Regions from separate parts of the Mus musculus genome. Here region 2 is linked to region 1. The links are chromatin contacts, found by Hi-C or POLR2A ChIA-PET in ENCODE. All regions are on one chromosome and are shown on one strand. Each heading gives the region's core, a stretch centred on a gene start or an enhancer-like site at or near the end of the contact. The rest is flanking DNA. Distances are from core to core; before and after follow the strand shown.

The links. A loop is a pair of places that touch in the nucleus more often than their neighbours do. ChIA-PET counts read pairs that join two places held with the same protein, here RNA polymerase II (POLR2A).
Region 2: a loop to region 1 is called in a map of regulatory T cell, with 3 times the contacts of the local background. The contact joins the promoter of Adal here to the promoter of Ubr1 in region 1. A Hi-C loop is called at or near these places in 1 of 37 maps with a recorded cell type or tissue (regulatory T cell). POLR2A ChIA-PET finds 5 or more read pairs at or near these places in 4 of 5 experiments (Patski and embryonic stem cell).

What each region holds. Positions count from the first base shown.
Region 1 is chr2:120,969,330-120,972,297 of GRCm38, forward strand. It overlaps Ubr1 (ubiquitin protein ligase E3 component n-recognin 1), which reads right to left and starts at 1,386. Exons shown (of 47, transcript NM_009461.2): 1 at 1,193-1,386. The coding sequence starts at 1,273.
Region 2 is chr2:121,140,665-121,143,632 of GRCm38, forward strand. It overlaps Adal (adenosine deaminase-like), which reads left to right and starts at 1,429. Exons shown (of 10, transcript NM_029475.2): 1 at 1,429-1,639; 2 at 1,860-1,990; 3 at 2,485-2,545. The coding sequence starts at 1,580. Lcmt2 (leucine carboxyl methyltransferase 2) reads right to left here and starts at 34. Exons shown (of 1, transcript NM_177846.3): 1 at 1-34.

The DNA.
Region 1 (2,968 bases), core at 136-2,635:
CCAAAACCAACCAAACAAACAAACAAACAAACAAACCAGTTTATCTACTTGGAAACATTTTCTAGCTGTTTTCATCTAAGCTACATTACCAGTGGTGAAGTGAGTTTCAACTGCTTTTTGGGATGGAGGAGGAAGACTGCCAAGTGCTGATCTAGTGCATATAGTCTTATTCCAACTCTGTCCCTGATGGTTTTTTATCTTACAGACATTCTCTCTAGTCTCCGTGGTTGACTTATTTCTGAGTCATTCTCTTGTCTCATAAAATAATGTTCTAGAGTCTGCTGGGGTAAAGTAAGCCAAGAATGAGTTTATTAAAACTACAAACAACTTCACTAACAGGTATGTGTATATACAATGGGTTTGCGTGGGTGCGGGTATGTTTCCCACACTTTTCCATATGCAGCTATAGACAAACTGATAAAACATGTTGTGATCAATAGTGAGTACTTCCTAAGGACCTCCCTCCCTTCTAGTTATCTGAAGGGACCACATCAGAACATTTGTGAACATTACCCCACCTTTCAGCCTACTCTGTTCGTATTCTCCACGCAGCCAGACTGTTGACTCAATTTTATTCTACCTCTCCTTTCTCAGCCCTTCAAAAATCTAATAGCCAAGTATAGATTCCAGTATTCTCTCGTTTGAAATGTCCCTTCTCATATATAAAAGGCATGACAAATGACAAATTTCCCTCACTGGGGGCCAGATCGAAGGTTCTCAAGACGCTGCAATAATGGATATCTGGCCATGCCTTGCCAGCCGCAACACTCACTGCCACTATCAAGTCCACCCGACAATGCTATATCACACCAGGTGCTGGTCCGGGTCCCGATGCCTATCAACAAGAGGGGTCAGCAATGCGTCTACCGAAAAATGGCCTTCTCCAACCTCATCTCAGCTCCTACATCAAACCCACCTAAATGTGCACGAGTTCTTTCTACTTCAAAATAGAGACATGCGTGTCTGAGCACGTTGAGACTTAATAGATGACAGTCATTAAACTCCGTAGACCTGGCTGGCAGGAATGTGTGTAGGAGACGACTAACTTTATCGGGGGAGGGAGGGTCGATCCTTCAATCCTAGGACTCCCCTTCCCCAGTGCCGCCATAGAAAGCGGAGCCCCAAACCCTCCCAGGCGCGGTGGGAAGCTGTTGGTGGAGAGGACAAAAGGCGCTAGCAGATGAAGACTCACCGATGCCGGCCGCTGCGGGGCCAGGGGAGGCTCCGGGCTGACGTCCATCCTCTCGGCGCCGTCCATCTCTTCGTCCGCCATCTTAAGGGAAACGAACGCCCGCAGTTCCCGACCCCCGGCCGCCAGCTAGCGGAAACCTGTGGCCGGCCCGACGCGACAGGGACGACACTTTTACGACGGCCCCTGAAGTCAGGTTTGTCGCAGCACCCGGAGCGGCTTCCGGTCGGCTTCCCGGAAGCAGGCTGCCGACCTGCCAAGCCGGAGGTTTCCGCCCCTGATGGTTAGTTAGCCCTGCTCCACCAGGGCTGATCCCCGAGGGAAGACCTCACAGCTTTGTCGCCATCCCTTAACCCCGGGGCAGGGGTGGTGAGATGACAAAACCGAGAAACCTAGTCCATCCGTCGGTAAGGGAAGACAAACTGAATACATCCCCGTTATGGAATACCCCATGAAAAGAACAAGGTAGATGTACGGAAACATCGAGGGGAAACTGTTGCCACAGACTACAAATTCCTGCATTTGTGCATCTATGCATAGTGCGAAGGAATAGCTCTGAACCAAGAGAAAACACCCAAGGCCAAGACCAGGGTTGGAGGACAAAGGTGATAAAGAGCTAATTTAGTGTCCTCTGTTTTTGTTTTTGTTTTTTGTTTAGTTTGGTTTAGTTTTTACGAAACGAATAATAGCCTCCAATACCACGCATTCCTCCTACCTCTGCATTCCAAGTGACAGATGTCAGCCACCTGGTCCCTTTTTAAATTTATATATATACTTTAGCGACTTGTGTCTGTGTCTCTCTCTCTCTCTCTCTGTGTGTGTGTGTGTGTGTGTGTGTGTGTGTGTGTGTGTGTGTGGATCATGTTTAGAGATCAAAGGACAATTTGAGGGGATTGGTTTTCTACCATCTCACCTGCCATGGAAGTGGGTTTTGTTTTGTTTTTGTTTTTGTTTTGTTTTGTTTTTTTGTTTTTGTTTTTGAGACAGGGTTTCTCTGTATAGTCCTGGCTGTCCTGGAACTCACTTTGTAGACCAGGCTGGCCTCGAACTCAGAAATCCGCCTGCCTCTGCCTCCCAAGTGCTGGGGTTAAAAAGGTGTGCGCCACCACCACCTGGCTTTTTTTTTTTTTTAGATCTGTAAGGTCAAATTTTCTTCACATACACCAACCAAAGCAACACATGACTGACTATAGATAGAGGCAGAACTAAAACACACCTACCCTTCTATTAAATTGGAACTTAAGAAATTTGGAAATTCTCACATTTTGGATAACATTTGTTTACCGAGTTAATTTTCATTTTAAATGCTGTTTATGCCTGGTGTAATGGCACCCACCTTTAAGCACTCCAGAACCAGAGGCAGGTGGATCTCTGAATTCAAGGCTAGCCTAGTCTACTCCAGAGCTATGTGGTGAGACCCCATCTCAAAAAGAGAAAAAGAAAGGAAAAATGTTTAAGATGTTATATTGTTTACATGCCTGTAAGCCGGCATGGGTGACTTACAGCTGTAACGTCAGCTAGCATTTGAGAATATGAGGGTTCTTCCAAGTTGGAGGCAGCAGAACTATATAGTTCCAGATCAGTCTAGCTGCCGGTGAGGTCCTGTCCCAAAACAACAAAAAGCAGAACATGTTGGGTTACATGAAGCCCTGCATAGAAACTTTTAAGCTAGTTAAAAGTTTTCTCCATCTTAAATTGTTATTAGTAAATATTGATAGGAACCATTTGTACAAAAGATTCTTGGGGAGGGGCAATAATTTTAAGGAGTTTAAAGTGATC
Region 2 (2,968 bases), core at 179-2,678, 170 kb after region 1:
GGGTGCGTCACTTCCGAGAAGACCGCTCTCTGCCAAAACCCGCGAGAGGTTTTTTGACCTTCCCCCCCCCCACCCCCCCTTTCCAAATTACGTTTTCCTGGGAACACGCCAGCTGCTTCGGTAACAGCTAGCGCTTGGAGAGCTCAAGTTACCTCTTTGTACAGGCATTTTCTGCAGGGAAAAAAAAAACTTGTGTAGATCCTCTTATTTGAGAACATTTTTAGGTGAATCGGAGGCTGACGACCTGATACCGGTTTGGTCCGGCAAAAGAGGACCAGCACCTCGGATCTTAAGCAATCCAGAGTAGATTGGTCCTTGCACAAAAGTAACAGTTGCTCCTTTATTGAGTGTTCTCGTTGCGAGGGAGAACTCATTTAGATCTTAAATTAGGCCATATGGAAAGTGAAGAAAGAGACCTTTACGGATAATTACTGATTATTATTAACCCACTGCCCCTGTACGTGCTGTTTATTCTCATGTAGTCTAAATTCTGTGCTAGGTCTACAGTGAGTAAGTATTCAGCATGTAAAAATGACACTCCCCTCCACTTCCAAGATTCTGTGATTCGTATGTGGTATTGAGTATGTCTGCTGAAAATCGCTATAGAAGAGATGTGATTATTCCCTGTGGCGTTGTTGTTTAAAGGAAGCAACCCAGGTTGGACTTTTAAAGTTTCTACATTTGATGCTTAGGAGATACCAGTAAGAAAGCACTCCCAGAGATGCGTAGAAACTTCATCATTTACTAATTTAGTGTCTGCTTGGATTAGGAAAGGAAATAGAAAGACTTGAAGAATGGTTAACTCAGAGCAGTAGTATGTAACGGCTGAGAGTATGAGTTCTGGAGTCCAACTGGATCAAGAAAAATTTTCTATGAAGATTTGGTTATTGGAAAATGTTTTAGGGTTAGGAACTCGTTAGTGGTCTTAGAAGAGCAGATTGTGTGGCAGAATGATTCAGTGCGTGCAAGATATGTTAATAAAGGCATCTAGTCGACCAGAAGGATCAGAGACAGGAGGCAGCAAATACTACCCTCCATCCAGAGACAGGATTTTCGCCTGACAGACCCAACCCATTTAAGGAAAGTGTTTGTGCGACGTAAATATGAAATAACATGTTTTCTTGTAAAAGCAAATTCGTGCTACATGTGTAAGCTAACCTGACCTACGCAGTAGATTAAAGGAGCCCAGAGTTAAAGGGACAGACGAACGCTGGATTTTTAGTTTTCGGGTGTTTTTTTTTTTCTTGTTCTTTTTTTTTTTTACTAGTCATTTCCCCATTGCAGACACACCTAAGTTAGCTTTGCTTAACTTAAGTTAGTGGGAGCAGGGGGTTGAGGGGGCTTGGGAGGTGTAAAAAGAAGATATCAGCAGTGACTGTGTTTCTGTTTGCATGTTAGATCTGAAAATAGTTACATTTGTTATTGTAGGTGAAAGTGATCCCAGAGCCACACATAGTGCAAGTCTTGTTTAAAATGGCAATCTGAAGGAAGTCCAGCACCTCAGAGATTCCCACTTTGATAAGTTTATCGTCCAAGCCGAGAATAAGAGCAAAGAGAAACTTTTCCTTCTACTGAAGTGATGGAGGCCGGACAGCAGTGGCCTGGGAAGACAGACTTTTATCTGCAATTACCAAAAGTGGTAAGAATTAACTACAGAGTTCTTGTTACTGTATAATGGCTTTTGTATTGTTTTCCACAAAAGAGAAGTAAAGCTTATGGGTAGAAATTGTAGAGTGGGTATAGCTGAACCAAGTAGCTGGCCTAGTATAAACTACAACTAGGAACCAGGCCACCAGGGCCTGATGTATGGGGCTCTGGATCTCGTGGACTCTTGTGAACTGATTGTCCTCTTGTGTTAGGAGCTCCATGCCCACTTGAATGGCTCCATTAGTTCCAGTACCATGAAGAAACTGATAGCCAAGAAGCCACATCTTAACGTTCATGGTCACATGACCATGATTGACAAGGGGAAGAAAAGGACTTTACAAGAGTGAGTTTGGGAGGTTGTGGGAATTTTTTGTGGCTGTATTTTGGGATTATAATATATAAGAATCAGATTTTAATACTTAGATAGGGTAGACATCTGGCATAAAATATATAACCTAACTCACAGTGCTTTTCCAACTGTCAGACTGACAGTATGTTTAATGATTTATATTGTTTGTCATATTGAGTTGTTCCTTAGATTTGAAAATAAAGACAGATTGATTTTTCTCTATTTGCTAGTCCTGGCAGGATTAAAGAATAGGAATGGCTGTTTCATACTTTTCAATATAAATAAGTAATATCTTATTTTAGCTATTAAATTGTCTTTCTAGATCAATGTAATTTTGAAAAAAGGTGTATCCTATAGTTCTTTGTAAATTTAAATATATACTTACTATTAACCTCAAATTTACTAATTAATTCCATTCTGAGGGTTTTTCTTGAGTAACAGGTTTTGATGAGGGAAGTGTGTTAAGACATTTTTTTTTTCATTTGTAGATGTTTCCAGATGTTCCAAGTTATACATCAGCTTACTACTAGTGCTGAGGACATCCTGATGGTGAGACACAGAGGCAGGTTAAAATGGCGTGACTTTCCACAGCAGTGCACAGCTCACCTTGCGCATGTCCTTTGGCTTTCATCCACGCTCTGATGGAGATGCTTGCTCTTTCCCCCCACTTCCTTCCCCCTCTTTATTTTTTCCTTTCTTTTTCTATTAATTTACAGATTTTTTTTCATGACAACTCTTTGAAAAGTCAGTGTAAGACATTGGCCTAAGAGCTAATGTAAAGTCTGTTGTTGTCTTAAAAAAAGAGGAAGCGGGTGGAAGGGAAAGGAAGGGAGTGAGAGAAGAACCAAGGTCAGCATTGTATTGAACGGGGAGGAGAAAGGCAGGAGAGCCTGACCCTGATTTCCATGTAGGACATGTCATAAGAAATAGTTGGGAGCTGGAGAGATGCTCAGTGGTTAAGAGCACTGGTTG